Linked DNA regions of Homo sapiens: region 1 is linked to region 2. The links are chromatin loops, found by intact Hi-C in ENCODE. Cell type or tissue: CD14-positive monocyte. All regions are shown on one strand. Links, peaks and the distances in the headings refer to the core of each region. The heading gives the core; the rest is flanking DNA.

Region 1 (12,355 bases), core at 2,485-10,484, 61 kb before region 2:
TATTACCCTTATTACTACCACTGTTTGAAGCTTTGAGCGCTTCACCAGGCACCATGCTAGCAATCCCATTTAATTCTCACAACCACCATATGAGACAGTTACTATTTTTACCTCTATTGCGTAGATTAAAAAAATGGGGTATTAGAGGTTAATTGCTTGCCTAAGATCACTCAGACAGAGCTGGGATTTGAACACCCAGGTATATCTGATTCTCTAACCCTTTTTTTCACTGGGGGTCGGGACACAGAAAGGAAGGAGGAAATTAACTTTTTGTTCACTTTTTGAAAGAATGATAAATTCACATAGTCCCAAACTCAGAAGGTACAGAAGTGAAATATCTCCCAGCCACCCTGTTTCTCTCTCCTGAGTTTTGTATGAATCCTTTTGTGGCAGGCCAATTCTCCCTGATAGTCACACAGACAGGCCTTCATGACAGTCACACAGAGAGCCCTGCACCGCACTCCAGTTATACAAACAAATTTCCACAGAGCTGCCTTAACATTGAGCAAATAGTTAAACCTAGGGAAATCCGTGCCCAGGTATCAAAGCTAAAAATGAAACATATGGTCAGTAGGACCCTTGCATAGGCTTCTCCCTAACCTGGAGCAAGTCAAAATAATAGAGACAGTCTTATATTCCTTGTCTCGGGTCGACGGAATCTGAGACGAGTCAAGGTAACAGAGGCAGCTGTTTGAATAGATTCATCGGAGGGTCTAAGGCAGTCTCCAGACCAAGCTGTAAGGGAGGTAAGATAGAAATAATCATTCAGGTACCACAGTAGACAGACCTTGAAGGTACCAGGGCCCTCACAGCTTAATCAGACTTAGCAAGCATTTTTTGCCTCTGACCTTCTAGTTGAAACAAAATTAGTTATCAGTGGACTTAGGCGAATGCTATACTGTACGTAGACACATAACCCCAACCTATATAAACACTAAGAATACTGTAACATTTCGAGTTGGTCTGGTGGAGTTATCTCCAGCCTTCTCTCTGTATCCAGTTACAGCAATAAATCCCCTTCTTTCCTAGTTTGCTTCTCATTTTTGAGCCTCAAGAAAACGCAGCCAGACCCAGTCTGGCTCTGAGACCACTTTCAAGCATGTTTTATGTATATTGTCATAGTACTTACACACAACACACACACACACACACACACACACACACACACACACGGTCCTTCTCTCTCCACAAATGGTAACATACTAAAGATACTCTTCTGTACTTTCACAGTGCAAGTACCATATCCCACACCTAGGATTTGGCTAAGGCCACAGCCAAGTGAAGGCAGGGTAGGCACTTGGCCTCTAAGCTCTGCATCCAGTGCTCCACGTCCAAGCTCTGCTTGCTCCCCACAGCACTCCCCAACTCATCCACAGCAGCCAACTCAGCCGCAGGCTGCCTCTAACAACCACACACAAAAACAATGAGAAATGGCCCATGCTGCTTTCTGGGCAGGACACTCCATCCTGCAGAAGGGACCTAAAGGTCCCTCACTCCTCCACCTGGGAAGCTGGGCTGCCAAGGGATGGGGCAGGCGGTAGGACTCACACTGTCCATGTTCTTCTGCTGCATGGAGACAGCAAAGAGTCCATTACAACTCTCCCACACACTGCTGGGAATACTGCAGGCCGCTGGCCAGATCCATGGACTCTCCTGAAATGAGAGAGGTTGAGATGGGGTCCAAAGGCCTATCAAAGCACCAGGTTGAAGGATGACAGGGTGCCCAGATTCCCACCTTCAAAGTGCCTGGCAGCACGTTGCATATGATACAGTTCAGTATTTAATTTTCCTTTCTCAGACATCAGTTTGTTGGTTCTCTGAATTTGAACCTTTGGGAGAAAAGCCAAGCAAGTGCTGAAAGAGAAGGAAAGCAACATTCTCCAGAGGACAGGAGGGAACTTCACACCCTCCACTCACCTCTAACTGCCTCTTTAGGGTTCCCTGGTTTTGCTGGCTTTCTTGCTTTTCCTATAGGAAGAGGAAGACAGAGCTCTTACTAGGGGGAGGCAGAGATGGCACAGCAAAGACATGCCCCCAGAATTCCACCAATGCCCCAGGACAGGCCCACCCATGGGACCAGGTTATCAGGGACCCTGTGGGGATGAGGTGGAACCTGGGGGGTGAGCCTTCTTCCCAGGCTGGGGGTCAGCAAGACGAGACTAGCACCTCTACATCTGAGTGCCCCCCAAACCCAGCAGTCATGCTGTGAGCAAAGAAATTACATTACTAGTGTGATTCTAGTTGATCCACAATTTCTTGGTTGTGCTGTTTCCTTGGGAGAGTCAAAGGAAGGTGACCAAGGGTGGCCCCCTCCACTCTATTCCCCAGGCCATGAAGCAGTAGGCAGGGGCCAGGAGTGGATTTTAAAGGCAAAGTTCTCAGACCCACTAGGATCATGAACTGGTAAACTCTCCTCAAGCTCCCAAGGACAGAGGATTTGGGTCTTTGTTGGTTTTGGCCCACAGCCACAGAACTGAAAGTCTGAATCTGGATTCTCTCAAAAGGACAGTGACATAAACCTCTATGAGGCAGGAAAATAGGGTCTGGAGGCAGGGAACCTAAGGCTCTTTCGCTCTGACTTCCTAGAACCAAAATGAAAAGAAAACCCTAACTTTCCATGTCTAAGTAACAAAGAACCAGAGGCTACTACCTCTGACCTTTTCTGTGAGGCAGATGGGAAATTGGCTGTCTGCAACAAGTAAGACTGATTGCTGGTCAAGTCTTCATTTGCAAAGAAGTATAACTTTGTAACTTCATCCTAGCCTCTGATTGGTTGCTTTTTGCAACTCATCAGATTGTTTGCACAGGAGTGTGACTTTTGTAACTTCACTTCAGCCTCTGGTTGGCTGCTTTCTGCAACCAATCAGACTGATTGCGGCTACCATTTCAGTTACATGAGGTGAGCATGAAGTGGCCGATGGGAAAATTCTGGTGGGTATTTGGACCAGGAAGATTCTGTATCCAGGCCCCTGAGCTGCTGCTCAGGCCCACTCCCACACTGTGGAGTGTACTTTTGTTTTCAATAAATTCCTGCTTTGGTTCTTTTGTTGCTTCATTCTTTCTTTGATTTGCTAGGCGTTTTGTCCAATTCTTTGTTCAAAATTCCAAGAACCTGGACAACTTGTAGTCACGACCTTCTACCAGTGACGTCTATAGATGGAGTCTGAGAAAAGCCCACCATTCTGCCAGCTTGTGATTTAGAAAGTGCATTCATTCAACATTGGCTAAGCACATACGGGCCAGGTACAATTCTTCATAGCAGGGATATAGGATGGAAAAGAATCCTATAGATTCAGACAGGATCCCTTGGCCCTGAGGTTTACATTCTAGTAGACCTTTAAATCTTGGACTCTCAGAGCTAGCAGAGACTTTTGATACTCTCCACCTCCTTGAGAAACGCAAGCCCAAGGAGGAGAGGTGGCTTGTCCAGAATCAAAGAGCAAATTAGGGACTGAGTCAGGGCAGAAATATGGAGTTCCTGACAACCAGTCAGACTAGCACTTCCCCAAGAGGCAACAATCCCAAGGCATGTCTGGCAGTGACTGGAGCAGGCATGTCTGGAGAAGAGACAGTAGGCAAAGAGGGCAGCAACAGAAGAGCCATGATGCATGCTCCATGATCTGGGGTCCCTCCAGCTGAGACCTGGGCCCCCCAGCTCCCCATTTGCCCTTGGCACTGGGTGCTCCTAGCCCCTTTCTTCAGGGCCCCAAGGGGAAACTGGAGCCCAGATTGGCAGAGTGGAACCAGGAGACCCTACTGGACTCTTAACTATTTCTCAGTTATTCTATTGAGTTGATTGTTTGTTAGATAGCTGGAGTCCAGGGTACAGTTACCTCTTGATAACAGCTCTGAAATGCACGCAGAGAGGAGGAGCTGGAGGAGGACTGTGGGGAGAGTCAGAAAGGGTAATCATTAGGGCTGGGAGCTGTTGGGATGTCTTAGCGGGCAGAGGGTCATCCAACCCCCACTGTGGGAGGAGGTTTGAGGGCTGGCCCAGAGGGCCCAGGCCCTCTTACGTCCAGATTCTTCAGGGTAGCAGATTGTTAGAAATGAAAATTCAGAGTCGTAAGGAACACGAAAACACAAACAAAAGATTTCTCAGCAAGGCAATTTTACTTCTGCAGAAGGATCCTGTTTGCAAGCCAGATTGCCTTGAAAGCACACCAAACAAAGGAAAGCAGGAGTTTTTATCCCTGATGCATCAGGACCGTACTGCTGTGTCCTATCTCCATTGGCTGGAGCTGGAACTCACAATCTAAACTGATTCTGACTGGCTAAAATCTTAAAACTTTCCTAAATAGGTAACGGCACAATGGAGAACAAAGAAAGGGAGGGGGTTACGTACAGGAAACTGGGATAATAATAACATTTCCAAATAAGGAAAAGGCATAGGCTACAAGCTGGGACATGCCTGGGCATGTCCAAGCATATCTAGGCAGACTAGAAACTAGAATAAACAACTTAGGCTTTGTTTAAAATATAAGGACATAGAAACATAGAATACACTTATTTCTCTACTATATTTAACAGCTACCCAGGGCATAACAAAGAGTCATTAGTAAACTAAAAGATTTATTAGTTTGTAGCATAAAAAGAAAAGAAAACTTGAAAGAAGTTTTTAAAAGGAACTGTTGTTCTTCTTAACACTTACTGTTTTTAAAAAGGGAAACTTTGAAGAGGAACTTTTTATTCTTAACACGATGATGCAGGGCCCTCCCAGTGGATACCTGTTGCTGACTACAAAAGATGAGAGTGCGCATGGAAATGTTCTGCCCCTCAGTGTCTAAGCCCTATGACCTCCTTTCTTCCCCAGCAACTGGCAATATTTTCTTTTCTGCCTATCTTGAACCCTTCATTCCATAACTCTTTTGTACCAAATTCTCTCACAGTTCTTATCTCCCCACCATCCCTCCCTTCAGAGCAGCTCTCATCTGGTGCTTCTGCAGCAAAAAATGATGCAACCAGTCATGTGGTCCAACTCCTTCACGTGAACAGCTTCAAGGGAGAAGGCTAAGGGAAAAGGCGACTTCCTCAACATTGCCCAGCAGCAAATCAGCTGCTCCCAGGATCTGTCCTCTCTTGCAAAACCCTGCCTCAGTTTCTTTCTATCATACTTTCCTTGCCCCTGCACCCCACTCTGGGCTTCAATTTCTGAGGTACCTCAGAGGCAACACCATTGAGCTGTTGGTAGAGTTACTGCAGGCTCTTGGTCAATGAGAAAGTCCTAGGGGTGGAGACATGGGTCACGGGTGCAAGTGGCTTGATGGGAAAGAAGGTCATGGGCAGTGGCCTTCCTGACTCCCTTGGCCTAGAGGCTGCTGCCCCAATAGGAGACACTCACTTGGTTTCACCTGTAAGATTAGGGCCATTGTCAGCATCATGTTTCTGTGTGGGAAGAAACATATAAGAGGGTCATTCAATTTCTGGTAACAATCACCCAGGGTGGGGTGAGCCAAGCTCCCAAGCTCATTCCAACAATCTTGCATCTCCCCAGACCTCAAGGAAAAGTCCAGTCTCAGCCTTCCCCCAGTCCAGTTCCCAGGAAGGCCACTTGGTCCTAGAGAACAAGCTACCTGTGAGATAGCGAGACCCCGTCTCTCTAAGTTCTCACCATGTTGCCCAGGCTGGTCTCAAACTCCTGGGCTCAAGTGATCCTCCCACCTTGGTCTCCCAAAGTGTTGGGATTATAGGTGTAAGCCACTGCACCTGGCCTATTAACTGTGTTTCTGATTCAGGCCTTTTCAGGGAAAAAAAGTTGCCCAACTGGAAGCCTCTCCCCGCTCTCTGTAGGTAAAAAGACAATAAACCACAGTCACCACCCCCACCCTGTCCTTTTACATCCAGAAACATCTACCCAACCAAGAAACAACCCAAAAAAACAGACATAAGACATCTGCCCTATGGCTCTTGGCAACTTAGAAATTGTGGGGCCTCTTTCCTGAGAACAGCAGTTGGGGACCATCCTAGGATTCAGGACTTGGAGTCATTTGGAGCCTCTCCCTTGCCCTGAACTGGACCTACTTGCTTGACCAGAGCCCCACCCAGCCTGTCTCCAGGCTCTGGCCTTACTCTTGGCCCAAGCATCTGGCTCTAGAGATCTTCTAATATCCAACAGGCCAGGTGGGCAGACAGTGGAAAAAGCTGGCTGACCAGCTAAGCTTGACAAGAGAAAACCACCAGGGAGCCAGGGCCTGGACAGGGAAGCTGGGTTTGGAGGAAGTGGCTACACCTCGCTCCAGGGAAAGGACTGCCTGCTCACTGGACCCTTTGGTCCTGGCCTCTGAAAACCCAAATCTGCTTCCCTCCTTAGAGCAAGTGCTGTAGAGGCTGGAAGAACTGAAGATAATTTTAAGTCTTGTAGCTAAGAATGGAGTTTAAAAAAAATAAAGCCTACTCTCCTCAAATGGTCCCATCCCATTAAGATTTTTTTCTCTCTCCATTATTCCCTACTTCTGGAAATGTTATCAGCTCTACTCAGGATACTGCAATCACAGACCTACACTCCTGGAGTAGAAAACTTACATGGTTGGCCAGGCACGGTGGCTCACGCCTGTAATCCCAGCACTTTGGGAGGCCGAGGCAGGCTGATCACGAGGTCAGGAGATCGAGACCATCCTGGCTAACACAGTGAAACCCCGTCACCACTAAAAATACAAAAAATTAGCCGGGTGTGGTGGCAGGTGCCTGTAGTCCCAGCTACTTGGGAGGCTGAGGCTGGAGAATGGCCTGAACCTGGGAGGCAGAGGTTGCAGTGAGCCAAGATCACACCACTGCACTCCAGCCTGGGCGACAGAGCGAGACTCCATCTCAAAAAAAAAAAAAGAAAGAAAGAAAATTTACATGGTAATAAAAATGAGAAATTTTTAAAAAAAACTTACATGGGAAACAGTTATGGATATGGAGAAGGTATAAAAGCAGCAAGGAGCCAGGCGCAGTGGCTCATGCATGTAATCCCAGCACTTTGGGAGGCCGAGGCTGGTGGATTACTTGGGGCCAGGAGTTCCAGACCAGCCTGGGCAACACAGCAAAACCCCGTCTCTATTAAAAATACAAAAAAATTAGCCGGGCACGGTGGTGGGTGCCTGTAATCCTAGCTACTCGGAAGGCCTGAGGCATGACAATCACTTGTACCCAGGAGGCAGAGGTTGCAGTGAGCCGATATGCCGCCACTGCACTCCAGGAGAAAGAGCCAGACTCTTGCCTCAAAAACAAACACTAAAACTAAACAGCAAGAAGGAAATATGTGGATCTGGGCCTTTGTTTCCAGAACAGAGACCTGGGCTGGGCACACAATCTCAGAGCATTAGAAAACAGGCTTCAGACCCCCTAATCCACTGGACCACTGGCAGAGAAAAAGCCAAATACACGGCTGCAGGATGCCCTTAGGCCTGTGCTCCCCACAGTACCACTCAGTATCTCCTCTGAGCTGGCAAGGTGAGTTACAGCACCTGGACAGACCTGACCGACTGCGGGGGTAACAGGTGTGATGACTGAACAACTCTCTAACAGCAGCCAAGGGTGCTCTGTCTTAGTCCCCCTCCCCATGCCCATCTTCAACAGGATCTGGTGCCATTTGTGCCCTGCTCCTCTGGCTTGTCAGGAGCCCCCCAGGTAAGTTAGATATGAAGGAAATGCCAAATCACAACCAGAGGAAGTCATCTCCTAGCCCCGTGTACCCCCATGCCCTGCCCCCACCAGACTCCCTGTGCTCCTGAAAGGTGCTCTGTGAATTCATAATGATGACCATGACCTCACCACTCCCCCTGCCTCCCCCACTCCCCTTATGGATGAATGTTTACCCACCTTAAATCTTCAAGCCAGCCTCAAATGCCACTTCCTCCGGCCTCGAGTCCATTCGGAACCAACCTACCCTTCAGCTGAGCATTTGGAATTTTCCAAAATTCTCTCTTTCCTCCTTCAGAGGAGTCTGCCTCACTCAGTGTGCAGCCTAGCTTGTTCATCTATTCTCTCCATTGTTTATTTAGCAAAGTGTCTTTGCTATCAAGAGCCCAATGAATATGGCTAAGTGTCCGTTTGATTTTAAAGAGATTAGGGGCAGAATGTTTCGGTCACTTATCTGTTTGGTTAACCTCATATTTTTCACAGTTAGTTCCTCCAAAAAAATAGATTCAATCCTTCCAACTGTAATGTGAACTCATTTTCTCTTAACCCTATGTTCTCTACTCTTAAACCAAAGTGAATTAATTTTAAAAAATCACAAACTTCTATGTGGTCTAATGATTGCCTTTAGGGCAAAACCTAAAAGTTGGTTGGGTTTTTTTCTCCATCCCTCCTAGTCTGAGAGTATCACACTGGGCACTCAAAAGCCCAAATCTCAGGCCGGGCATGATGGCTCATGCCTGTAATCCCAGCACTTTGGGAGGCCAAGGAGGGCAGATCATTTGAGGTTAGGGGTTCGAGACCAGCCTGGCCAACATGGTGAAACCCTGTCTCTACTAAAAGTACAAAAACTAGCTGGGCATGGTGATGGGCACCTGTAATTCCAGCTACTCAGGAGGCTGAGGCAAGAGAATGGCTTGAACCCGGGAGGCAGAGATTGCAGCAAGCTGACATTGTGCCACTGCATTCCAGCCTGGGTGACAGAGCAAGACTCCATCTCAAAAGAAAAAAAAGTCCCAAATCCCACATGCCTGCTCTGAAAGTTATTCTCAAATTGTTTTTAAACTTTAAGGTATGTCACACCTTCTCTAAAATGATAAAAGATGTGGGGGAAGGAAAAAAACCCAATCAATCAAGCAAGTGAAGAAGCGGACAAAAACAGGCTGAAGGTTAAGGCAGCAAAATATAATAAGCCAAAGGCAAAGTATCCCCCAAAACCAGAGAAGCCTAAGGGCATGCACAGCTGGAGAGAGCAAGCCAGGGAGGAGTCTCAGCACTCTCTCACCTTCCATTTGTCCAATGTGGGGAACGCAGCACCTTCACAAAGTCCTGAATCTACAGGAGGCGAAAAGGGAAAAACAAGGGCAGGGGGAGAAAGAGTCGCTTAAAGAGAGGCAAGAAAGTCAGGGAATGAGGAAGATATAGGTTCAGGGAAACGAAATGCTGAAGAAGAGTGGAGGAGGTCAAAACCATGACCTGTGGTTTTGACCTCCTCCCACCAAATGGCCACCTGCTGCCTTGCCAGGGGCAGGAACAAATAGATGGGAAAGTCCCCTAAGCGATGCAGTCACACAGAGTGGGGTCGCCTGACCAGTGCAGCTCTTAATACACTCACTGGACCCCTCTCCTCAGGCCCAGGACGTGGGCGATGAATCTGGTAGAGCTCCAGAAGACCTCCACCTCTATTTTAAAAACCAGACTTCTGAGTAAGGGTTCACTTGAACAAAGGGGGCTCCAGCTAAAAAACGAAAGACACTGATCTTACCCAGTATCATCTTACAGAGGAGGAAACTGAGGACCAGTGGAAGAAGTGATTTTTCTGTGGTCACTCAGCAAGCTGATGGCAAAGATGAACTCAAAAGTTAGATCTCCGAATCCTAGTGCCTGGGGCTCTCCTCACCACACGCTGGGGCCCTTTCAGTAACTCCTAAAGGGACAGCCTGATGGGCAAATGACTGTTCTCATTGGCCTGGTTTCCCCCTTGAGACTGGGGATGAGGAAAATCAAACAGCAACTACCATTTCCTGGGTGTCCTGGGTGTTTACAGCAGGCCCCTTACTAGGGATTAACACAAAAACAACAGCGATAACAAATCTCATTTAAACCTCACAAATATATGTAAAACAATACCACCCCTGTTTTACAGATGTGAAAAAGGAGGCCCAAAGAGAACTCAAGCAATTTGCCCTAAATCATATCCCTAGCAGATGGAGAGGTAGGATTCGAACCCAGAATTCTTAACCAGTACCCGACAGTTCTTCCACAATCTTAACAATTACCCTCTACTGCCCTTTGGGCCCCCTGCCCTCAGGAGCCTGGTCAGCCAAGACTCACATCCCCAGGTGAGTGGCAACCACCAGAAGTGGTTGTCTTAGTGCTACTGCCATTTTTTTTCGTTTTCTTCCTCTTTATTCCTGCCAAACATCAGGGCTGTTCCTCTGCTGATATTCTCTCAACTTTGGAAAAGAAGAGCAGTAATACTCATGAGAACTGCAAGCCCCTACAGTCACATCGTACGTTACAGTTTTTACAAAATACTCTTATATACCATCTGATTTAATGCCACCAACAACTGTACAAGGTGTTGTCACAATCACTTAGTGACAGACAGGGATTGATATGATGGCTACAAAAAAAAAGGCAATAATGAAACTTAAACTCAGTCTTCTGATCCAAGCTCTGGGGTTTTGCCATGAATCAGCAGCTGCCAGGGACCAAAACCAGAGGCAGAGGTAGAAAAGTAAACATGAAATAGGCAGGAACTGTACACTGTGCAGTTTAGAGTCACACATCCTCACACGTCTGTTAGAGTAAGAAGTGCACCAGCACCTCTTAAACTTTTACATCAATGTATCTTCATGGCAGAAGGCAGCCTTTCTGTTAAATCTGGGAATTTATCAGAAAGAGGACAACCCAAGCCTCATTTCAGAGAGAAGTCTGGTATACTCTTAGAAATCTATGTGACTGTCACCCCTAAGTATATTATTTTTTCTCTTTCAAGAGAATCAAGCGAAACTGATGCTTCAGAAAGATGCCCCATATTTATCCTGTGCCACGCAAAGTACCCTAGGTTGACATGAGATGAGGAAGATTCAAGCTGTCAAGTTCAGTTTCCCAAGATCTGTTCCACAGAAGATGAGCAGATCTCACTCCAGAGACCACTGACTGAAGGGCACTCTGGTCTCAGAACCATGGAGAACTCAAATACGAGGTAGAGAACTCAGAAAACAAAATGCTGAAGTCTCTCTTAAGAAGAGAAGCCTGGAAGGAAACCAACCAATCCCATTCTCCCATTGACAACTGTCAATGGTTGCTCACAGGTTGGGGCAGGGGTGGGGGTGCAGTGGGGAGTGTAGGCTTTTCACACTATCAGTGTCTAAATTAAGGGAGTAAGGCAACCTGAAACCTCTTGCTCCCAGGTTCCATAGTTCCCATTCCCCTTCCAGTTGGAAATTTGTACTGCAACCAGAGGAACCAGATAGGGGGTGAGAACACTTAGGGGACTGGGTCCTAAGATCAAAGGCCAGTCTTGTGGCAATAATGACAGTTCTCAGGGGGACTGTGACTCACTACATTCCACTCCTTGTTGGGGTGATCAGACCCAACACCAGGCCATGGGGGCTACGAAGTCCGGCAGAGTCAAAGGAATGAGAAAAGACAAGTTAAGGCATAAAGTGGGACCAGGGGGCCAACGCTAGTATGGAGGCTGTGAAGGCCCCGAGCTCTGGGAGCCTATGCCATTTATTGGTAATCCAACAAAGAAGCAGGTAGTGAGGATATGAGGGTTGGGAGAAAGCAGTGCATCAGGTGAATGAGCTACAGCTGTGACGGTTTAGCATTTTCTTTGAAGTATATGGAACATGTTATGCTACTTGAGATAATGGGAAACATGTTCTTCTAGTTTAAGATACAATCGTTTTATGAACCTGGGATTGCTAGAACCAAGAAGCCAGCAAGTCTAGACACATTCCAGAGGCCACGAGGGGTTTTATGCCCTGAGCCCTGGATTCCATCCAAGCCATGAGGGGTTTTATGCCCTGGTCTTAGATTGTGGTGTGGCAGGGCAGACTTCCACCCTTCAGCATGGAGATTGGTGTTCCAAAGGTCATGAGGGGTTTTATACTCTGGACCCCAGACATGTTCCAAGACTCTTTTGCATGATGTCAGACGTGCAAGCCCTGCCTCAGCTTCTCTCCCAACCCTCAGCTTTTCTCCCAACAACTCCTCCCTGTTGGGGGGGCCACATCGCTCTGAATGGTAGAGGGGGTGCTTGGAGACATGAGCTCAAAAAGCCTAGGGAGGTCTGGCTTGGGGTGGCAGGAGGTGAGGACCAAATCTGGAGTGGAGAGCCCTGGGAGTCATTGGCCCAAAGTCACCCAGGGGTGACCAGTGAGGGTGGGGACTGGGCTGCTGAGGGGGCGGGGCTGGCTGACAAGACTTTGGTTGGGGAAGCCCAGAGGCCCAGCCTGGTATGCCTCAGGAGTGGCACGGACTCTAGCAGTGGTCCTGCTGTTGAAGGGGGCTTAGGGCTGGGTCAGGTAGCCACAACCCCGTGCATTTTACCTTTTTTTCTTGGCCTTGACCAGTTGGCTTCATTTTACCGTTTTTTTCTTGGCTGTGTCCAATTCCCTGTGTTAGTTTCTTCCGACACCACAGGGCAGGGAGGGAGGTGGGGTTGGGACCACATCAGTGTAATCCTGGCAACCACTGCTAAACACTTCTAGCCAGCTACCAC
Region 2 (12,355 bases), core at 2,857-10,856:
GATTGAGACCATCCTGGCCAACATGGTGAAACCCTGTCTCTACTAAAAATACACACACACACACACACACACACACAAAAGTTAGCCGGGCGTGGTGGCAGGCACCTGTAGTCCCAGCTGCTCAGGAGGCTGAGGCAGGAGAATGGCGTGAACCCGGGAGGCGGAGCTTGCAGTGAGCCGAGATCGCGCCACTGCACTCCAGCCTGGACGACAGAGTGAGGCTCCATCTCAAAAAAGAAAAGAAAAGATCAGAGCTGACTTGTTACCATCATAAAGCACTATTGTCTCAGGGATACCTGGATTTTAAAAACTGCCTGTCTTAAGTTGGGTTCCCCAGAAGCAGATGCTGAGAGGAGAATTCAGGAGCAAATGATTTATTAAAGAAGTGCTTCCAGGGGAAACGGGAAAGGGAACTGGAAAGCAGGACAGGGAAAGGTTCGATCTCAGCCAAATCCTACAGAGGCAGCTTCAATCTGTTTTTGCAGAGGAGCTCTAGAGGATGAGTTATGCCTCAGAGTCTGTCCAGAGCTTAGGCAAGGGAACCAGGATCCAGACCCAGACACCACTCAGTCGTTGGCTGAGGGCTGCAGGGATGGAATGTCCCAGGCATTTCTGACTCTCCATATCCATGTGATCAAATGACCCCAGCAACTCAAAGCAGTCCTCCAAAGAAGAGTTACACATACCAGTAGTAAAAGCACACCAAGGCTGGGGAGGGGCACATCATCACGTGGATCCCCAGAGGTGTCCCACCTGTCCATCAGGGGCTTTACCTGGAAAGGATAGATGGTGCGAGAATTCAAGGTGATGGAGCAGGTGCAGATGCTTGGGGTTCAGTTGAACCAGCCAGGACCCTGACGAGCCTGTGCCTGGCCAGCCTGCCGTCTCTTAGTTATGATGCTGTTCGTGCCTCTTGATTCGCTCTCTGGCTTTCCCCTCAAGGCCTTTGGCATGGATGCCTAAAACCAAAGCTCCCTGAGTTGTTCAGCCCTCCTGCCAGGACGACTGAGACAGAATTCACCTCCAAACCTGGAAAGTGTATGTGGTCTAAGTCTGGTCGACTTGGTTAAAGTTTATCAGGTTTCAAACTCTGTTTGGAATCGCAGGATCAGAGAACCTAAGAAAACTAAGTGACCATATTTTAGACAGAGACGTATCATCCACCTTAACATCTCTATGAGTTCTCTTAATTCACTGGTGCTAAATGATGTCAAAAAATCCAGGCTCTCCTCACCTTCAGCCTTTCCTCTGCCGCCAACTCCCCGTCATTTTTGCTTCCCTTTCCCCCTCCTTCCTGTTTTTGCATTTCTGACCCCACTGTCCTTCTCCCAGCTGGATGGCCAGTTGTTGGAGCTGGCACAACTGTGACACAGGTGAAGCCACCTGTTTTCTGCCAGGCCTTTCTCTCCCACCTCCAGCAGCTGTTAGCTGGGCATTTCAAAGGCCCATTGAAAGGAAGGGAAACAGGAGAGGGCAAAGCAGGCTCTGCCAGGCCAGCCAGAGTGCTGGCCAGCAGCCGTCATCAGCCTGTGCTGGAAAAACAGATTGGGAATTTTCAGCCAAATCCAAATCATGGCTCCTATTAAGAATCATCCAGACTCAAATTCCAAGTTATGTTTGCATCTCTGGAGCCACAGGGTAAGCTAAGCCTGTTTACACATGAACAAACAGAAATTTTTTAAAAGATCCTCTTTCTTTTACAGCTGATTTAACTTTAGCATTAAAAAGAAAAAAAGCAAGCAAGCAAACTTTTCTGTGAGCCATGGTTCTATACCGTTCACTAGAAATATAAAGGGTTCCTGGGATGTGCATGGAGGCTGGCTCGGGTTCCCCTCCATATTCAGGAGGCCATTTGGCACACAGAACATTGCATCATGTTGATGCAAAAGTAATTGCGGTTTTTGCAATTACTTTCAATTTTGCACCAACTTAATATTACTCCAGTTATTATCCTGCAGCTTAAAGCATAAAGACATATGCTATGCTTTTTAAAATTTCCTTGTGGACTTTGGTTATTTTTACTTAGCAGGTTAAGGTGAGTGTTGCATTTAAATATAAACGTGGAAAGCATTAAAGAATTCCTTGGCTGGGCACAGTGGCTCACGCCTGTAATCCCAGCACTTTGAGAGGCCGAGGCGGGTGGATCATGAGGTCAGGAGTTCGAGACTGGCCTGACCAACATGGTGAAACCCATCTCTACTAAAAATACAAAAATTAGGCTGGGCGCTGTGGCTCACGCCTGTAATCCCAGCACTTTGGGAGGGAGAGGTGAGAGCATCACAAGATCAGGAGTTCGAGACCAGCCTGGCCAATATGTTGAAACCCAGTCTCTACTAAAAATACAAAAATTAGCCGGGTGTGGTGGTGGCGCACTGGTAGTCCCAGCTACTCGGGAGGCTGAGGCAGAAGAATCGCTTAAACCCTAGAGGTGGAGGTTGCAGTGAGCTGAGATCATACCACTGCACTCTAGCCTGGGCGACAGAGCAAGACTCCATCTCAAAAAAAAAAAAAAAAAAAAATTAGCCAGGCGTGGTGGCATGCACCTGTAATCTCAGCTACTCGGGAGGCTGAGGCAGAAGAATCGCTTAAACCCTAGAGGTGGAGGTTGCAGTGAGCCGAGATGGTGCCACTGCACTCCAGCCTGGGCGACAGAGCGAGACTGTCTCAAAAAAAAAAAAAAAAAGAATTCCTTAATCCAACCAGGTGCGGTGACTCATGCCTGTAATCCCAGCAATTTGGGAGGCCAAGGCAGGTGGATCACTTGAGGTCAGAAGTTTGAGATTAGCCTGGCCAACATGGCGAAACTCCGTCTCCACTAAAAATACAAAAATTAGCTGGGCATGGTGGTGCATGCCTGTAATCCCAGCTACTTGGGAGTCTGAGGCACAAGAATCCCTTGAATTCGGGAAGAGGTTGCAGTGAGCCGAGATGGCACCACTGCCCTCCAGCCTGGGTGACAGAGCAACTCCATCTCAAAAAAAAAAAATCCCTACTCCTACATCTTTCTGTGTTTTAATCCCTGGACATTTTGTGAGGAAAAGCAGTTTCTAGGGGAGATGCTGTCAATAATATTGTGCTGCCAGCATTGGCTAAAGAAGCCACATACTCACTATTTATGCAACTTATATTGCATAAGGAAATGTTTATGAAATTAAAAAACCAAGCCAAATATGGCATAGAGTGAAATGTGTATTCATTGTTACAATTCCTTTAATCCAAAAAACAGCAATAGCTATTTAGGGATAGTGATAAAATTATGTGTGCATGTGTGTATGTTAAGCAGTGGATTAAAGAAAATAATTCTTGCAAAATGCCTGGTCAATAATAAGTTCTAAAATATGGCAATTTACTATTGATAAACAGGAAAAAAAAATCCCATGATCAACTAAATTTTGGAAAGTTTTATTTAAACAAAATTAAGCAGGTACCTTTACTGCAAGCTCTCAGAGCCACTTATATGCTAATAGCTTTGTGACTTGCCAAGAGAAATAGTAAAATACACTCTAAATCCCAGACTTACATGAACACAGAATCCCTCTTTCTTCCCTAAGTAAAGACCAGAGTTCTACAAAAGCATTTTGGAAAACTCCTATTCACACTATTCAGGAAATACATTAAATTTTTTTTTTTTAAGACAAGGTCTTTCTCTCTCCCTGTCACCCTGGCTGGGGTGCAGTGGCACGATCTCATCTCACTGCAATCTCTGCCTCCAGGGCTCAAGTAATCCTCCACCTCAACCGCTGGCCTCACCCCCCCAACACGCCCCCACCAGTAGCTGGGACCACATGTGTACACCACCACGCTTGGCTAATTTTTGTGATTTTTTTTTGCTAGAGACAAGGATTCGTCATGTTGCCCAGGCTGGTCTCGAACTCTTGGGATTGAGCAATCCTCCCACCTTGGCCTCCCAAAGTGCTGGGATTACAGGCATAAGCCACTGTACCCAGCCAAATAATACATTTTTAAAGCCAGGTTCTATTACTATACACTTCATCAGATACAGGTTCTCACTCCCATTCACCTACCACCATCCAGCTACCTTAACTTCTAATTTGTTTATTTCATTACTAAGTGATCAATTATATCTTTGCATGAATTTTGGCAAAACAAGGTCTTGTCAGTGGACTTTAAAATATATTTTCAATTGCAGTCTTTTTGGATATGAAATGTAACACATATGTACATATAACCCAAATATGTATATCTCCATATTTAAACAGGGTACCAATATAAGTTTTTCTTCTGAATGGCTTACTGATGGGTACCTTGCTAGATATCTCAGAGAGGATCTACTACAGGCAACTCATTACTACAGTGTTGAAAAGGCTGAAAGAACAAAAGGGGAAGATGAGATAACCCACATATTAGGAATGTGAGGAAATACTATCTCTCCTGGGGCTGTGGAATAAAAGGAGGGGAAAGGGTTACCAGGCGTATCCTCTGTACTCTGCTGCTGGGTTGTCCTGCACTGTCTTGGGCGCACCAGGGAGCAGCCACAGACTAATGCTGAAACTGCCAAATGCTGCAAGCCCTGAGCACCAGCGCGCGGACCTGAGGAATCCCCATCCCCCTGTCCCAGCGCCTCAGAAGCCTGAAGCAAGCTCTCCTCTGCCTGACTCCCAGTCTCCTGTCAGGGCTTCCCAGGGAGGAACCTAACAGAAAGCCATCTGACAAGAGTGTATGGGAAATGAAATTTCCAGCTTCCTAAAATACACCTCAGGGAACAGAAGGGAAGGAACAGAAGCTAAGGACCCACAAAGGACCAGTATATTGGCAGAAAGATATTTAAAAAGCAATCATATATGTAAATTTTAAAATAAAGTCATTTCTTTTTCTTTTTTTTTCTTTTTTGAGACACAGTCTAGCTCTGTCGCCCGGGCTGGAGTGCAGTGGCACCATCTCGGCTCACTGCAACCTCCGCCTCCCAAGTTCAAGCACTTCTTCTGCCTCGGTCTCCCAAGTAGCTGGGATTACAGGCACCTGCCACCACGCCCAGCTAATTTCTGTATTTTAGTAGAATCAGTGTTTCACCGTGTTGGCCAGGTTGGTCTCGAACTCCTGACCTCAGGTGATCCGCCCTCCTCAGCCAGCCAAAGTGCCGGGATTACAGGCGTGAGCCACCACGCACAGCCAGAATAAACTCATTTCTTTTTCCTCGTACAATCGAGAGAGAAACTGGTTTCTTTTAACTTTGCAAATTTGAATTAATAATGAAGACACTAAATTAGCACTGAACTAAGGTAATTTGGGGGAAATAAGGACTTTTTTTAAAAAGAAAATTCTTTCAACTCAGTTTTGAAGGAATGAGAACATGAAATAAAATTTTCATAATTTATAGACTTAAATTTCTCTAAAATATGTGTACTTGATTTGGCCAGGCATGAAATTTTAATTAGTGCTAAGTACATCATCTCATGTCACTCCCTTTTTAAAAATGTTTTTGCTTTTTGCAAATTTCACTCCTTGCTCAGGTTCTCAGGGCTATTAATATTCACCCCTGGGCTCTTCACATGGCAAACACTGCAGCCTGGTCGACTGTGCTGTACACGTGCTCAGTAACTAAGACTACAACTCAGTTGCAGCACAGTGAAACTTGTGGCTCTAAATGATGAGCCTGAAGCCCTCAAATTCCTGAGCTGCTTTTGAAATTATTAAAGAACGATTGAATTGCGTCTGGTTAAATTTTTTGCATAACATTTCCCAAAATATAGTCTACAAAACTCAAGTTCCTTAGGCTATTAACAGAGTACTTTAGTACGGTTTCTTTGATCTAGTAAGTCTCGGAAAAATGGTTTAAACCAGTGCTTTTCGAACTCCCTGTGGTAAAGGACCAGTTTTTTGTTTTAATTTTCAATTTGTCTCAGACCAATTTTTTTGCAAAATACAATAAAACTAATTTTTGAATAAATGAAATGTTAAAAAACAAAAAGAAATACTACCCCAGCTTTTTAAATTAGTAGTGTCAACAAGCATTAAATTATTCTAATTTCTCTAAACTTTCTAAATGCTTACCTAGTTCATTTCAGTACTTGTCACAGACCAACAAAAACAATTCAAACATTCAGTTGAATAAGTTTTCATACCACACTTTACATTGAAACAAAATGTAAATGTTTCATTACTAAAGTACTTCTCCAATATTTTAATTTGCTAATGGGCACTGGAAATTTATAAGAGATAGATACCACTTGCAACATAAAGGATATTTGTTCAATTAAATAAAGGCAGAACCTCTTCTTTTGGTTGGTTGGTTTTACCAGCACATCCTATGGAATCTCTGTTGCATATAACAGGCTTTGAGAAACACTTTTTAGTATGTTTTGTTAAACTCTAATTCTCTAAAAATTGTAGCTCCACACATGTTGCATAGGTTAAGTTTCCTTCCCAGCACACCTGTATTTTCAGGGAATTCCAAATTAGAGAGAGAGAAAGAGAGAGAGAGGAAGGAGGAGGAGGGAGGGAAGGAAAGAAGAAAAAAAGGGAGAGAGTATTATCTTGCATAAGCAGGTATTAATATATGTATGTGTAACTGATAAAAAGAGCCTAAGGGTTAAAAATCTTTCAAAAGTTGCTTCTGTCTTAGACAATTTTCTTTCTTAAATTTTCTTTCTTTTTTAAATTTTGAAAAGTCATTGCCATATATCCAGACAAGTGGTGCTCACCATGGAACCCACTTGTGTTTTGGAGGGAGCTGCCCTGCCAGCCCCAGGAAAGTACTCATTCATAAGGAGGGGAGGCTCGTAGGCTGATCCCTCAGGCTGTGACATTCACAAGGTTAAACGTGGGGGCGGCTAGCAAGCCAGGCTTGAGTATGCTTTCTATTATACTTCCCTAGGCAACAGGGTGGGTTCCTGTGCTATCCTCTCTTCTAACTTCCCACCACTGAGACCTCAGCGACGATGGCAGCTGCTGACATCACCACAAAACACGGCCTTCTTGCCATCCCTTGTAGTCTGTGGATTCCTAAAGATACACAAAGAAGGTGTAGGCGGGAATGTCAAAGCCTCCTCAGCGGGAATATTTAAGGATGCAGACGGTTGGAGAACTCACGTGCCTTGGATTGCCTCTACCAATTGGTACAGGGCACCCAGTCTGCATGCCAGTCCCAGAGCCCTTGGACTGAGAAGTTCTGGGTTCCAGCAGCCTTAATGCTGGGTCTCCTTGGACAACTTAATCAGCCTCTGTAGACCACAGTTCTTCCTCTGTAAAATAATACTAGACGACCACTATGGCTCTTTTCAGGATATAATTATGTAACCTTAAATAAAGAAATAGGCCTAAGGCAAATATAAGATTATAAAAGTATCTACACTACAATCTACTGTTATACATAGATTGATAGGCCTAATTTGCACATTCTTAATTATGTGGATAATTCACAATGAAAGTATGTATTTGAGGCAAATGTGAAAGTGGAGGTTCCACGAAGAGCCATCTTTTATATAGAATTAAGTTGACAAGTGACTGTTGATGTGACTTCATAACCCAGGAAGGTCTCCTTACACAAAACAAATACATTGCACAACTGTTTGCTGAGGCTCTAAGCTCTGTTCATAGCACACACAAACTCTCATTTCCCAGAGATCAGGATGGAATCATGCTACGATGAAGTGCCTGAAAGACAATCTTCCCTGAGAGAAGATTTTATCGTGGGTCCCAGCTCAGAAAGTACCTAGTTAGGCAAATTAATATGACCTAAGCTCTCAGTACTCAATAAGCCATCCAAAGACCAGCAGCATCAGCATCTATTAGGAGCATGTTAGAAATGCAGACTCTCATGCCCCACCCCAGACCTACTGAATTGGAATCTGCATTTTTACCGGACCTTAAAGTTTGAGAAGCCCAGAGCTAACAGGAAACTGCATTCTGAGTGCTTTGTGCATACAATTGTGAATAAATATGAATTACTCAGCCTTGAGGGCTTCTGGTAAATCAAATTGAGGCTGGTTTGGGTGCAAGCCAGTAAATCTGAGAGGGGAAAACTACAGCAAGGGAACCTGAGTGTGGACAGACATAATTTATCTGCTACATTTGCATAGAATTGGATTACCTCTTTGTTATTTTTCCTCAATTTGATTTTTTAAATGGAGCCATTATGATCCAGGTCTAAGGGATTCAGAGTCATCCACCAAAGTGGTGCTGAGAATTAAGAAAGTGCCTGCCTCTTCCCTTTTAACATTTCGCCCGCTTTTAGGGGGAAGGGAGGTATATACATTCCCAACTTACCCAGATCAGGGGTCCTTAACTAGTGGTCTGTGATCTGGCCGTGGCATGGTGGGAGACGTCACATCTCCAGTGTCCAACTACCCTGGGTTGTAATCTAAAGTCTGCACTTTGCCAGCCATGTAGTTTCAGGCAATTTCATCTCTAAGAGTCTTCATTTCATCTGTGGTAAAATGAGAATACTGATACTTACACTGTCCTCACAAGCAATTCAAAGATATAGAGAATCTAAAGCACCTACCTGGGATTAGGCAATCATGCTCATGTAGCAAATGTGAATGTCTTTTCCAGTTCCAGTGTACCAGGGCGCTTTAGCCCAACCACCCTCTTCCAAAGCCCCACTCCCACCAGCTCCTCGTCCAGTGGTTTGACGAACGTATATTTAGGGCCTTGGGTGAGCCAGGCAAATTAATAAATAACAGAGCTTTCCCTGTGGAGGTCTTCATCCAGTAAGAGGTTCATATGGAGTTCAATGATTCTGAGACTTTCAGATTTCACAAGTCATTAAAATTACAAAAATAATTTAGGGCAGTGATAGAGGGTTGCCAACTTTTGTGTGTGTGCGATTGTTGAGAAAATTGTTTTGAAACTTTCATTGTTTCTAAAAGAAAAGCCTATTTTAACATCAAAAAAGTAGGATATTATTGAAGGGAACCCTTTTTATAAGAATGAATGAATTTGACTCTTTGAAAAATATTGCATTGTGCTTTTTTTTTTAAATCTCAATGTAAAGAAATGAAAATCTCTTCATGAGCCTGTGGCATTTGGTACCCACTCCTTTTTAAAACGGCAGAAGGGTAAGGGGATAATTTTATCTACAAGTTGCCAGAAAGTCTTGAGGCCTGAAGTTTGCTGATCATATCTAAGCTCTACCTTCATCTCCCTTCCCCCCAACACTCCAGAATTTTTTTTTTTTTAAGACATTGCCTTGCTCTGTCACCCAGGCTGCAGTGCATGGCGTGATCTTGGCTCACTGCAACCTCCACCTCCCAGATCAAAGTGATTCTTCTGCCTCAGCCTCCCGAGTAGCTGGGACTTCAAGTGCACACCACTACACCCAGCTGATTTTTGTACTTTTTGTAGAGACAGTTTTCTCCATGTTGCCCAGGCTAGTCTCAGACTCCTGAACTCAAGTGATCTGCCTGCCTCGGTCTCCCAAAGTGCTGGGATTATAGGCATGAGCGACTGCACACAGCCTGAATATGTTTTATTTGCATAAAACAATGCTTTCTGTAGGTCCTGGTTATAGTTGGGCTTTGGGAGGGAGCTGAAGACTCTAGCAGATATTAACCAATGAAATTGTTTTATTTAATACTCTTAGCAAATATATGTTTCTAAAAGAACTGAAAGGAACCAGATCCATATGTAGGCAGATGCTATTGCCAGTTGAGTGTGATTATAGATTATTATTATTATTATTATTATTATTTTTTGAGATGGAGTTTCACTCTTGTTGCCCAGGCTGGGGTGTAATGGTGCGGTCTTGGCTCACCGCAACCTCCACCTCCCAGGTTCAAGCAATTCTCCTGCCTTAGCCTCCCGAGTAGCTGGGATTACAAGCATGCACCCCCACGCCTGGCTAATTTTGTATTTTTAGTAGAGACGGGGTTTCTCCATGTTGAGGTTGGTCTCGAACTCCTGACCTCAGGTGATCTGCCCACCTCAGCTTCCCAAAGTGCTGGGATTACAGGCGTGAGCCACCTTGCCCGGCCTACAGATTATTTTTATGTACTTTGAACTTTTCACTACTTTCCACCTTTCCCCCAAGAATATGTATTATTTATACAATAAGAAAAAAGGAGTTATCTTGAAAAAAAACAAGAGTGTAAAAATTCTGGACTATGGGTCTGGGGCTCCCTGGAATTGTGCAGTATATTACCTGTCCAGCCATATGCAATGTGCCTGCATGAAATACACTTAGTGCCACTGCATATACCCTTTTATATCTTTTGAATTCTTTTTTTTTTTTTTTCTGGAGAAGGAGTCTTGCTCTGTTGTCCAGGCTGGAGTGCAGTGGTGCGATCTCAGCTCACTGCAACCTCTGCCTCCCGGGTTCAAGCGATTCTCCTGCCTCAGCCTTCTGAGTAGCTGGGATTGCAGGTGCACGCCACCATGCCTGGCTAGTTCTTGTATTTTTAGTAGAGACGGGGTTTCACCATGTTGGCCAGGCTGGTCTCGAACACCTGACCTCAAGTGATCCACCTGCCTTGGCTTCCCAAAGTGCTGGGATTACAGGCATGAGCCACCGTGCCCGCCCTGTATCTTTCAAATTCTGTGCTTCATGCATATACAATCTATTCAAAAAATAATTGATTAATTTTGGAAATGTTTGGGATACTCAAAGGGGAATTCCTGCATAGTGAGGTTTACCTCATTTTCTACGTACCCTTGTGAAACCCCACCCAACCCTCCCCATCTTTGGGCCTTGAGAGTCTCCTCCTGTGGCCACCTGACTGGGTAGCAGGTGCCACCCCAATTAGACAGGGTAGAAGATGTGATTATCTTATCTGGCAGTGTGGCCTGGCCTGGCTTGATTGTTACAATTAGGGTTACAAATCACAAATCAAAACAAAGGTCACTTCAAAAGTCCAGTGCTAACCAAAGCATGATGCTATATGAGAAAGTTAGGTGAAAAAGAAAAAGAGCTTTTCAAAACCAGGCCACAGATGACTGAGTGGACAGAACTCTGGGGCCTTCTGGGGCCTGTCTCAGGTCTTTAAGGTAAGCTGAACATTACTACTCATTAGTAAATTTTGAGATGAAAGCTTTTTTGCTCACCTAATTACCATTTTTTCCAAAGCATCTGCTTCTGGGAGAAGATTAATTAGTTGACTATTCCTGAAGGATGGATTTCAGGACATCAAAGGCCTGCAAAATGTAATGGAGAGAGAACCAAACTGTGGAAATGTTCTCTTTGGAGGAATGAAGATGAGAATGCGTTGTAGGAACATCACTATGAGTAAGCTTTGCATTGATTTGCTTTCTTTTGTTTCAGAAAAAAGAGGCCCCTACCAGGATACAAATACTTAACTTATACTGTATTTTATTAGCCTTCTCGTTGCAGGACTTATACCTAAAAATGTTCTCTCTCTCTTTGGATAAACACCTCGGAGTGGTATTCTATCTAAGACTAGATGCACAGACCTTTTAGATACTTAGTATGAAAAACACAAAACTCAAGGATGGCTTCCTTATGTGCACCTCAAATGTTTCCTCATTTTGATTCACCAGAACTTTTCCTTATAAATTTAAATAACTCAACCAACAAATATATATTGAAAGTCTGTGCAAGTTTACCCTACGCCTGTGCAGACACCTTGGGCTCAGAAACCCGGCTTGCCAGTGTCCCTGTCCCTAGCCCATGGGACTCTGCTCCTCCACCACTTTTCTTTTCCTTTTTGAAACATTGTCGGCCGGGCTCACGCCTGTAATCCCAGCACTTTGGGAGGCCAAGGCGGGTGGATCACAATGTCAAGAGATTGAGACCATCCTGGCCAACATGGTGAAACCCTGTCTCTACTAAAAATACAAAAAATTAGCTGGGCACGTTGGCAAGCACCTGTAGTCCCAGCTACTTGGGAGGCTGAGGCAGGACAATTGCTTGAACCTGGGTGGTGGAGGTTACAGTGAGCCAAGATCGCACCACTGCACTCCAGCCTGAGCCACAGCAAGACTCCATCTCAAAAAAAAAAAAAAAAAATTGTCATAGCATTTATGTTGTAATTTGATAACTACATATATTTGGTAGAAATTTTAGAAAATGTAGGAAATTTTAAATTATTCCTAAGTTCAACATTCAGAAATAATTGCTATTAGTGGCCAGGTGTGTTGGCTCACACCTATAATCCCAGAACTTTGGGAGGCCAAGGCGGGTGGATCACGAGGTCAGGAGTTCAAAACCAGCCTGACCAACATGGTGAAATCCTGTCTCTACTAAAAATATAAAAATTAGCCGAGCGTGGTGGTGTGTGCCTATAATCCCAGCTACTCAGGAGGCTGAGGCAGGAGAATCGCTTGAACCCGGGAGGCAGAGGTTGCAGTGAGCTGAGATCGTGCCATTGCACTCCAGCCTGGGCAACAGAGTGAGAAGCCATGTCAAAAAAAAAAAAAAAAGAAAGAAAGAAAAAGAAAG

What was found. Peaks named below come from ENCODE experiments on the same cell type or tissue, not always from the same donor. Only the 100,000 strongest peaks of a DNase experiment are listed, where the experiment ranks them.
Region 1: it touches region 2 in a loop (4-fold over the local background); 3 of 110 quality-filtered maps call a loop at or near these places.

The regions. Positions count from the first base shown.
Region 1 is chr15:62,258,374-62,270,728 of GRCh38, forward strand. LOC102724938 (a long non-coding RNA gene) reads left to right here and starts at 8,588. Exons shown (of 3, transcript XR_932342.2): 1 at 8,588-8,692; 2 at 9,767-9,962; 3 at 10,622-10,703. RefSeq lists an enhancer at 3,833-5,032. In CD14-positive monocyte, for the core only: no CTCF peak of the experiment used is centred there; no DNase peak of the experiment used is centred there.
Region 2 is chr15:62,319,002-62,331,356 of GRCh38, forward strand. No RefSeq gene overlaps it. Among named protein-coding and RNA genes, the nearest start is that of MIR6085, 18 kb to the right of the region's middle. In CD14-positive monocyte, for the core only: no CTCF peak of the experiment used is centred there; no DNase peak of the experiment used is centred there; H3K27me3 peaks cover 592 bases.